Regions from separate parts of the Mus musculus genome. Here region 2 is linked to region 1. Evidence: chromatin contacts called from ENCODE Hi-C or POLR2A ChIA-PET data. All regions are on one chromosome and are shown on one strand. The core of a region is the stretch at or near the end of the contact, and the rest is flanking DNA. Distances in the headings are between cores, read along the strand shown.

Region 1 (4,671 bases), core at 290-2,789:
GAGAGGCAGTTTCTCAGCTGAGGTTTCTGTCTAACTCTCAGAGGTATCTCTAGTATGTGTCAAGTTGAAAAACTAACCAGTACAGCCTGTGAAGGCAAACAGGTTGATTTTTTTTTTGATACCTTGTTGAGACTTGGGATATAAAACAGCTGTCTACACATGAGCAGTTCCATAAGATGTGATCAGTGCTGAATACGCTTTTCATTAGGCTTACGTAAAAGCATTTTGCAGCAGTGGAGTGAAGTATCCACACACAGCTAGTGAGAGTGTAAGCCGAAGAGAAGCAGCTCTGCCTCATGTGCCCATGTGCTCATGCTCACTTGTCAAGCTGCTCGATCAACTTTTAAATTCTACTTTTGAAATTATGAAAAAGTATATCTAAAGATACTCAGATGTGTATTAAAGTAATATATTAAAGTAATATAAACCACGTGAGTTATGTTGAAAAGTCATAGAATGGTTAAGTTATAGAATCAAAGTAGGTTATTCTGCAGCTATGGACATGTTTATTAAAGTGCCATAATTTAGAAATTTGCTTATACAAAATGTATTTCTGAGGTTGGAGAGACAGCTCAGCGGTTGGGCACTGGCTGCTCCTGCAGAGGACCTGTGCTCAGTTTCAGTACCCCCTGGCACCTCACAACTGCCTCTAACTCCAGCTCCAAGAGACTAGATGTCCTTTTCTGGACTCTAAGGCAACAGGCACACATGGTACACGTGAATATATGCAGGAAAACACTCAAACACATAAAACAATTTCTAAAAGAATGTATTTGCAACCCATATAATTCTGTATCCATCTTCCCTCATATTAAAAAGTAAATTATATATAGATAAATTATATATAGATTTTGAGTCTGTGGGTATAAAAAGCACAAACACGGGCTGGCAAGATGACTCAGCAGTTAAGAGCACTAACTGCTCTTCCGAAGGTCCTGAGTTCAAATCCCAGCAACCACATGGTGGCTCACAACCACCGATAATGAGATCTGACGCCCTCTTCTGGTGTATCTGAAGACAGCTACGGTGTACTTATGTATAATATAATAATAAATCTTTGGGCTGGAGCGAGCAGAGATCCAAAAACAAAAATTAAATCCCCAACAACCACATGAAGGCTCACAACCATCTGTACAGCTACAGTATACTCATATACATGAAGTAAATAAAGAAATCTAAAAAAAGAAAAAAAGAAAAAGCACAAACACACCTGTCAACTGTCCTATGTAATCAAAATATGGCCAGAAGAGCCAAGAAGTGCGCCCGGGTAGGTTCACTTTTGGTTTTTGTTTTAAGTAAAGCCTGAAGCATTGCCACAGAAGCACACTTGGCAGGTTCAAGACGAGTCAACGATGTTGACGATGCATGTGCAAAGAGTTTAAATCTAAACCTAATTTCAGACTTAATTTTCTGGTTCCGGTTCACGAGTCCAGCCGGACCGCGGCAGGTACGGACTACAACTCCCAGCATGCAAGAGGTTCTTACCCACACTCCCGGGCTCCTGACGCGTACATTTCCCAGAAAGCCGAGCGATCACGCTGGCGCGCGCGCGTGCGCTCTGGCGCCAGTAGTCTCTTTTCATTTGGGTTTGACCTACAGCCGCCCGGGAAAAGATGGCCGCGCCTGCAGCGTCCGGACTGTCTCGACAGGTAGAAGCTGGCGGGAGGCTCCCTCCCAGGGTTGCGGGTCCCCGGCTCCCATCGCCGCGTGTGAGGCCGTGGCTGAGGGGTCAGGCAGCCCGCCCAGGGTCGTGGGGCCCGGCGACTGCAGGCAGCGTGGGGCGGATCCGCGTTTCGTCCCCGTGGGGAGTGGGCACGGATTTCTCTGTCTTGACCTTGACATCCAGGACTCACTGCATAGCGGAGCAGCTGGCAAGGGCATGGGAGAGAGCACTGGGGAGAGTACATGCCTGTCCTTGCTGGTAAACCTAAGGGCTGCCTGCTGCTTAGGATTTTGAGTGTTGGAAAAGCGCATCCCCTGTGTTTATAAAGAAGGGGGGAAGGGCTAAACGTCTCCCCTTTGGCTGGCAGCTGGTGAGTGATGGCGAGCTTGCAACAGGCCAAGTCCAGCAGAACCTGGAATTGGGTGGAAAAAAATACGTGCCTGGGTCATCTGCCATGATAATTTTGTATCGACAGCCGTCATGGTTTTCATCTGCACCATACAGAATTATTACTAAGGCGTTAGAAAGTTTTTTAACCCTCATAGCCAGTTCCAATCGAGTACATTCTAGTCTAGAGAGAGTAGTATATGACTGTGACCTGTGCCCTCGCAAAACGCTTTTTAAACTGGATTCCAGGCTGCTCCAGTGACAGACACAGTGCCTGAAGCCTGGTGCTGTATCAAGAGATCTTTGGTCTTAGATAGCATTTCAGTTCCTAAGCAAGTAGGTTTCCTTGAATTAAGACTGGACTCATTTCATGTTCATTAAAGTTTTTCTCAAAGGTGATGTAATATAAATCCTCCGCTTTCATAAAGCATTCTTCCCAAATGTGATAAAGCTCTTAATTATTTTGAAAAATTCCACTTTGGGAAGTTAGCAGCTTTTCTCTCTCAGCTATCCAGGGAGGAAGGTGTTGGGAAGGCAGTTTCTGGAGGGATTTGGGGTGATTCTCAATAGGGAGTGTATAACAAAGAGCAGCTCCCACTCATATAACCTGTGTGATGATAGAAAGGAATTGCGCAAGTATTTGATTAGATTATTTTAACACATTGCTAAGCTAATGCAGAAACCCTGTCTGATCTGTTTTCTTTTGTTCTAAAGGTTCGGAGCTTCAGTACATCTGTGGTCAGGCCCTTTGCCAAGCTTGTAAGGGTATGTCAGCTTACTTATTTGTGTGTGTGTGTTTGGAAAACAATGAAAGAGTGAGTTGAACAGAAATACGTTGAAGTGTGTAATTAATAACCTTGGTCTGCAAGGGTGGCAGTTCCCAGATGAGTGCCTGGGTGCAGGGGATGCTGTTGGGCGCCTGTCACACAGGGTGGGCTCAACCCTAGACTTTAATGTTCTAAAAATAACTTGTTTGGGCCCAGCAAGAGCTCAGCAGGTAAGGGCTGGATGGCAGGCCTGAGGGTGTGAGTTCAATCCCTGGAACCCGGAGGGGGAAAGGAAAGAAAGACCTGAAAGTTTTCTGTTCTGTTCTCTGCGTGTAGTGCGTGCGCGCGCACACACACACACACACACACACACACACACACACACACTGTATGTATAAAAGACTCTTAAATTGTTTTTCCTAGCAATCGTCCATAGACAAGCTAGCCTTTCATTCTTTTTTTTATGAAGGAACTGTTTCTAACAAAAGAAAGTGAAGTGCCCAGATTCTCACACAGTTGATACTCTGTGGCAACTCCGAGTTGCTCAGATGTGAGGCCTGCTTGCAGCCTGCACCTTGTTTCCCCAAGCAGAATCAGTACTGACAGGTACCATTCCCAGGCACCAAGAGTCTCACCATTGATTGCAGAGGTCTATTGGCCTATTCTTTTTAAACCAGAAGTCTGACTGACCTCTGGCCCAAGACAGATTGAAGTATGGCTGCACGTGCATTTATTCTATAGTTCATTGTTACTAATTCATGCATGGCAGAATCTGAAGATATCCTGGGCTGCTGTATGCTCTCGGGCAACCAGGCCAGTGATCTGCACTCATGGTCCCCTTAGGAATAGCAGAATACAATGCTCTAGGGACGTTGGGTGGAACTTACAGCAACACACGCTACGCTTAATAACAGCACCAGATTCCTTCAGCCTCTGTGAGTGGAGCCATTTTATTCCTCCTGAGAACTTCATAAAACACCATGACCGTGATAGGGACACATCCACATGTGCACTTCTTACTGCTGCCCCTGCATTGCTAATCTTCACAACTGCCTGCCGTCGTACTAAACTCCTGTGCTTAGGGATGGCATTGTCACTGAGATCAAAGAAAGCCAAAGCTTGCTGTAACATTTGCAGGTAGGGAGAGCTGGGAGAGACGCTGGACACTGCCCTCTCTGCCCCTCTAAAGGTAGAGGGTCCTGGCCAGGGAGACGGCCCTAGTTTGTGAGTTCTCATTTAGGACTGCACCTTGGCTTGGCAGTGGGAATGCAGTCTTGGAGTTGGGGGTAATTCTGTTCCTGACTTAGCTGCCTCACTCCCCCCCTCTTACTCTTGTTTCCAGCCCCCTGTTCAGGTCTACGGCATCGAAGGCCGCTATGCAACCGCCCTGTACTCTGCTGCATCTAAGGAGAAGAAGCTGGACCAGGTGGAGAAGGAGCTGCTGCGCGTAGGGGTGAGCAGCTCTCTGTTGGGCTTGTTCCTGTGTCCGGTCCTAACGGGGTACAGCCTATAAAAAGAACCACTAGAAACTGCCAAACAGTTTGCTGTAGACAAGATGCTGTTAATAAGACCGCTGTATTACTCTGAAACTTTTGTGTAATACAAGCTAGGAGATGCGTAAGTATATTCACATGAACCCAAGCTTTCCAGCTAGAAAAGAAAATCAAAATATAACCCAAGAACACTTGCCATTTTAGAAAAGAATTTTAAAAAGAATAAAGTTTATGTCTTTTGACTATATTGTCACTGTATTGAAATTATATTTTCTTCATGAAAGTTTCTTTAGGAACTTATCCTGGGGTTTTGTTTTTTTCTTTTTCATTATGTTCTTTCTTGGGAGTTGGGGCGTGTCAG
Region 2 (5,009 bases), core at 451-2,950, 240 kb after region 1:
TTGAAATAATTCAGAGCTTGACAAGGTTGTTTAAATTGGGATTTTATATCAATTATAAAGTAAGAATTAGATAAAGGGACTGAGTAGTATATTTTTTCTTTCAAAACCTAAACACTTTTAGCCCAGTGTTGTGGCACACAGCTGTATTCAAGGCACTTGGAAGGCTAAGAGTCATGAGTCTGAGGCCATACTGGGCTAGCTAACAAGACAAACCCAGTTTTAAAAAAGAAAGAAAAGGGGGGAAATTACTACTTCTTTAAGCCACAGAAATATTAATGAATGCATTTGTAATTTCTGTTTGGATTTTTCTTTTTAAGATAGCTATCTAGCTCAGGCTGGCTGACCAGCAACTTGCAGAGGTTCACCTGCCTCTGCCTCGCCAGTGCTGGGATTAAAGGCTCGAGCTGCTTGTGTTAGATAAAGGAAAATAAGCAAATGTGTGGTCTACTGCATCCTGCGTGCTGTGCTCCTCTGTGCCTGTGCCTGACATCTCGAATCATTTCCCTCCTCAGGCCTCTGCTCGATGAGCCCATCCCACTGTATGAGGCAAAGGTTTCCATGGAAGTTGTTCAGAAAAATCAAGAAAGAAAAAAGCAAGTCGTTCAATTTTAATTCTCTTCCCTGATCTCAGTCGGATGCACCCACACCAGTGGGGGAAGCCAGTTTTCTTTGGAAATTGTTGAGAAAAACCAAGGACGATAAAGCAAGATTTTATATTTTTAAGCCTGTTTTCCTGCCACAGTAAGATGTTTGGTTATTTGACATATTTGAAAAATACTTCCAAAATTAATGTGCAAACAATCCAGATAATTTTTTTACCATCTGAAGGGGACATTCCAAAAGCTTCTTTTAGTTATTGTATCTGTACACTTTGCCTCTGCTATAAAATTCTTTCCATTAAGAAAACTGCTTTCAGCAAAAGCTACACTATTCTAGCAAATACATCTGTCACATGCTTTTGCTATACCAAACGTCATTTGATTTTGTTATCAACTTCATTCTCAACACCTTCCTTAACAAACCGTTGATGCCATTATTTTAGCATTTGTACTTTCCGACTTCAAAGTATCTAATCCACTGGCATTTAAAATGTTTTTAAATATTCATTCACTCTGAATTTCTCCGAGATCATACGGAATCATAGTACCTGGTCCTGTAGTAGTGACGGCATTTGCATAGAGGGCTGCGGTGGTCGGGCACTGGGGACAAGGGTGGAAGAGTTGGCCTGCGGCTAGCCTGAAGCTGGCGGACATTTCCCCCTCGTGGGTACTGTGTTGAGCTCGGCCCATCACCGTCTCTCTCAGAATGATATTGCGGCTTCTCACGGAGAGAAGTAACTGCCCATCACCACCAATCAATGTGTTGTTTGCTGTGCATTCATGCTCCGTACCCGGGGCTGACACTACGCCCGCTGCCGAGTTGGTACTGTTAATCCCTTTTCCGAGCCCTACCGGGTGCCGCGCGCCGCCGTCGCGTTCTCAGCGACGCCGACCTCGCAGCAGGAGAGCCGCGAGCTGCGCGCGCCCGGCCGGAAGCGGCCACCGGGAAATCTGTTGGGCGGGGCGGCACGGCCTGGCACGCATGCTCCGTCGGGGCGGGCCCGTGGCGGGGCGGGGCCTCAGGAGCCTCCAGTCCGTGAGCAGCGCGGGGTCTGGGCGGGGCCGGGGCGCGCGGGAAGCCCCGGCAGGGCTGCGGAGCTGCCTCGGTGCTGCGCAATGGCTGTCTCGGTGCCCGGCTACTCGCCTAGCTTCAAGAGGCCGCCTGAGACCGTGCGGCTCCGCCGGAAAAGGTCTCGGGACCATGGTGCCGCCGTGCCCGCCTCACTGCCGGAGCCCGCGCCCCGCCGCGCCGCGCTGGCGGCTGGGCTGCCCTTGCGCCCCTTCCCGACCGCCGGCGGCAGAGGAGGCGCCGCCGCGACCATCGCCCGCAGGAACCCTTTCGCTCGCCTGGACAACCGGCCGCGAGTCTCGGACGAGGCCAGCGAAGAGCCGCTCCGCGGTCCTCAGGGGGCGTCGGGCCCGGTGAGTCTCCGCGTCCCGCAGCCGGGCGTCAGGGGTGGGAATGGGCGCGAACAGCCGCCGCAGGCTGATGTCCTGAGCTGGGGCGGGGGAGGGGGTGGCTGCCCTCTCCTGTAAGAAGGACTTAGGGATGGATACCCAGGAAGGTGGCTCGAATAGTCCTCCGAACTGTGATGGAAAGCCACAGAATCTGCCTTCTCACCATCCTTTCAAGACCTTTTTCTCAGGCACTTGAAATTACTGTGGACTGTTGAAGATAAATCGGGTCAGAATTTACAAATGTTGGTTTTACTCATAAAGCTTTTTTGGAACTTTTGGTCTAAGATTTTTGTATCAGTTATTAAATGCGTCAAAGTCTGGCCTTTCCTCCCGTTTAGATAAGTTCAGGCACAAATCTGCAATGAAACATGGTACTGTATGGATGTGAGCTCCCACTCACTCTCCTGAGAACCTGGTGTGCCAGGTGAGCCCTTACATAGTTCACATTCCCTCATCGCTTAGGTTTTAAAAGGACCACTCTTTTCTTAACCTCAGCTTCTAGATTCTAATGAAGAAAATAACTTGCTGTGGGAGGACACATCATCTCATGAAAGAACTGGCACGGAACTGTCCCAGGTACTTTTAAAAATTACATTTCTAGTTTGTGCCACAATTGTGTGTGTAGAGGCCAGTCCCTCCACTGTGTGAGTAGAAGGATTGGACTCAGGTTGTCAGGCAGGCCAGAAGCAAGTGCCTCTACCTTCTGAGCCATCTCAATGGCTCACTCTAGGAAATACTTTCAAAGGGCTGAATATAATGTATATTCTAATAAACATACTTCTCAAAAGCTTTTCTCTTGAAAAAATGAGTTCCAGGAATGAATTCAAAGTCTGGGACTGAACCTCAGTTTGTAAAATGCTTGCCTAATGTTCAAAGACCTCAGGGCTGGATCCCCAGGAATTCCATGAATTACATGGGACATGATGCTGTACACTTAGAGCTGTCTCACTGGAGTGAAGGAGGGATTGCCAGGCCTTTGATAGCATCCTCAGATGCAGAGACAGTTGAGGCCAGCCTGGGACACATGAGAACCTTCTCTGAGAAGAAAAGAGAAACTTGAGAGTGATTATTTCTATACAGGTGTTTTGATACTAGACATGGGCTCTGGTGGCCAAAGCCTGCTTTGTGCTGGGGATCAAGCTCAACACTTCCCACAAGTTGAGAAACAGTCTGCCCTCCCTTGCTCATAGTTACAGGTAGATGCATTTTTCCCCACTGGGAACAGGCTGAGAGTGCCCAAGATTCATGCTAGTGTTCACATAGTCAGCTTCTCTGACAGGATCTTTGTATGATGTTCCCTAAGGAAGTCCTTCTGGAGTGGACAATACGGACTTGTGCAGCTAGTTGACTATAATTGTTTTTTCTTTGTATTTTTTTTAAAACTGAAGGTAATGTTTTTAAAACCCTTTAAAAGTTCTACCAAGATGGCTAAGCCTAAAGAAAGAGCTGTTGTCTCTATACTATTGTCTCAGTAGTTCTGAGCCTTACAAGATACTTTTTAAATACTAAGAATGTAAGTGGGCTTAGAGGCAGAGGCAAGTGGATCTTTGCATTTGAGACCAGCCTGGTCTATAAGAGTGAGTTCCAGGAGAGCAAGCGCCATGCAGAGAAACTCTCTCTTGGGGGGTAGAGGATGGGTACTGGAAACATTTCTACTTTGCTGTCTGTAGTATAGAAATATGAAAACTCAGAAGTGAGCCAGGACCCTCCAGCCCCGCCCCACCTGGCTTTATTCACTTATGTCCTCTCGGGTCAGTTCTCTTCCTCCGACTCAAACTGTCAGGCTTAGTGGCACGTGCTATTACCCAGTGAGTCATCTCTGTGCTCTGAGACCTCTCAATAGCTTAGTTTTCCTCCCTCTCGACTTGTCAGGTATAATCCATTTTTAATATTAGACCATTCATAAATTTTGACATTTAGCAAACAGGAGTAGAACTGATAAGTCTTTATTAAAAGGTTTTCCTTGAAATAGTAATTTTTGTGTTCTTTGTTTTCCTAAGAGTCAACGTGTATCGTTGTCTGAATCGGACACTTGGTCGTCAGATGGTACTGAGTTACCTGTGGACTGGAGTATTAAAACCCGACTCCTTTTCACCTCTTCTCAACCCTTTTCCTGGGCAGATCATCTGAAAGCACAGGAAGAAGCCCAAGGACTTGTCCAGCATTGTAGGGCAACAGAAGTGACTTTACCCCAGAGTATACAGGTAAGTCTGAAATGAAGGAGCCTGAGAGGAAGGGGTGTGTGTGTGTGTGTGTGTGTGTGTGTGTGTGTGTGTGTGTGTCTGCGTGTCTGCACATTGCAGGTATCAGGACGACAGAGTCTAAGGATCTAGTTTTGTGTCCCAGTCTTTCCTTCTCTGCCTTGTTGCCTTGAAACAGGAATTGTATGAGCTTAGGGCTCATTTTCTTTAGCGAGTCTGGTGGCGTGGTCAGCCCAGCAACTCTCCTGGCTCCACTCTCCTCAGTCCTGAGGTGACAGTCAGGCACAGGATAATCTCAACTTGTTGCCTGGGTCCCGAGTTCCAAACTCAGGTTCCTGTAATGCTGTTAATCCAGCCCCTGTCAACCTAGGCTAGTGTTCAAATGAAGTGTAGAAGGCTCTTTCCTTCCTCAACGTAGCATGAGCTGTTCTTCTGACATGTGCAGAGTCCAGAAGTTGACGTCATTTCTCCCGAAAGGTACTTTCACTTCCTGTTTGTCAGGTTAAGAAGTGCTCAGTACAGCTAGAGACTGGAGATAAAACAGTATCGTAGACAGGCAGTGTCCTCTCTAAACCATCCTTTTCTTAGGTTTTTAAGAAAACATAGACAATTGAATTACAGTAGCTGATGAAGTTTTGCTCATTGTTTGTTGTTGGTGTTTGTGGTTTTGTTAAGTTTGTCGGTTTTTGAGACAGAGTCTTACTGTGTTGTGTAGCCCTGTCTGTCTTGAAACTCACTTTATATACTAGAC

What was found. Hi-C counts contacts between places; a loop is a spot of excess contacts on that map. ChIA-PET counts read pairs that join two places held with the same protein, here RNA polymerase II (POLR2A).
Region 2: POLR2A ChIA-PET joins it to region 1 with 10 read pairs in embryonic stem cell. The contact joins the promoter of Donson here to the promoter of Atp5o in region 1. A Hi-C loop is called at or near these places in 1 of 37 maps with a recorded cell type or tissue (gastrocnemius). POLR2A ChIA-PET finds 5 or more read pairs at or near these places in 3 of 5 experiments (Patski and embryonic stem cell).

What each region holds. Positions count from the first base shown.
Region 1 is chr16:91,928,498-91,933,168 of GRCm38, reverse strand. It overlaps Atp5o (ATP synthase, H+ transporting, mitochondrial F1 complex, O subunit), which reads left to right and starts at 1,539. Exons shown (of 7, transcript NM_138597.2): 1 at 1,539-1,649; 2 at 2,765-2,815; 3 at 4,160-4,270. The coding sequence starts at 1,614.
Region 2 is chr16:91,685,419-91,690,427 of GRCm38, reverse strand. It overlaps Donson (downstream neighbor of SON), which reads left to right and starts at 1,700. Exons shown (of 10, transcript NM_021720.1): 1 at 1,700-2,021; 2 at 2,553-2,633; 3 at 4,058-4,261. The coding sequence starts at 1,716. Cryzl1 (crystallin, zeta (quinone reductase)-like 1) reads left to right here. Exons shown (of 13, transcript NM_133679.2): 13 at 513-1,106. The coding sequence ends at 612. It overlaps Gm10785 (predicted gene 10785), which reads right to left and starts at 1,530. Exons shown (of 6, transcript NR_040389.1): 1 at 1,148-1,530.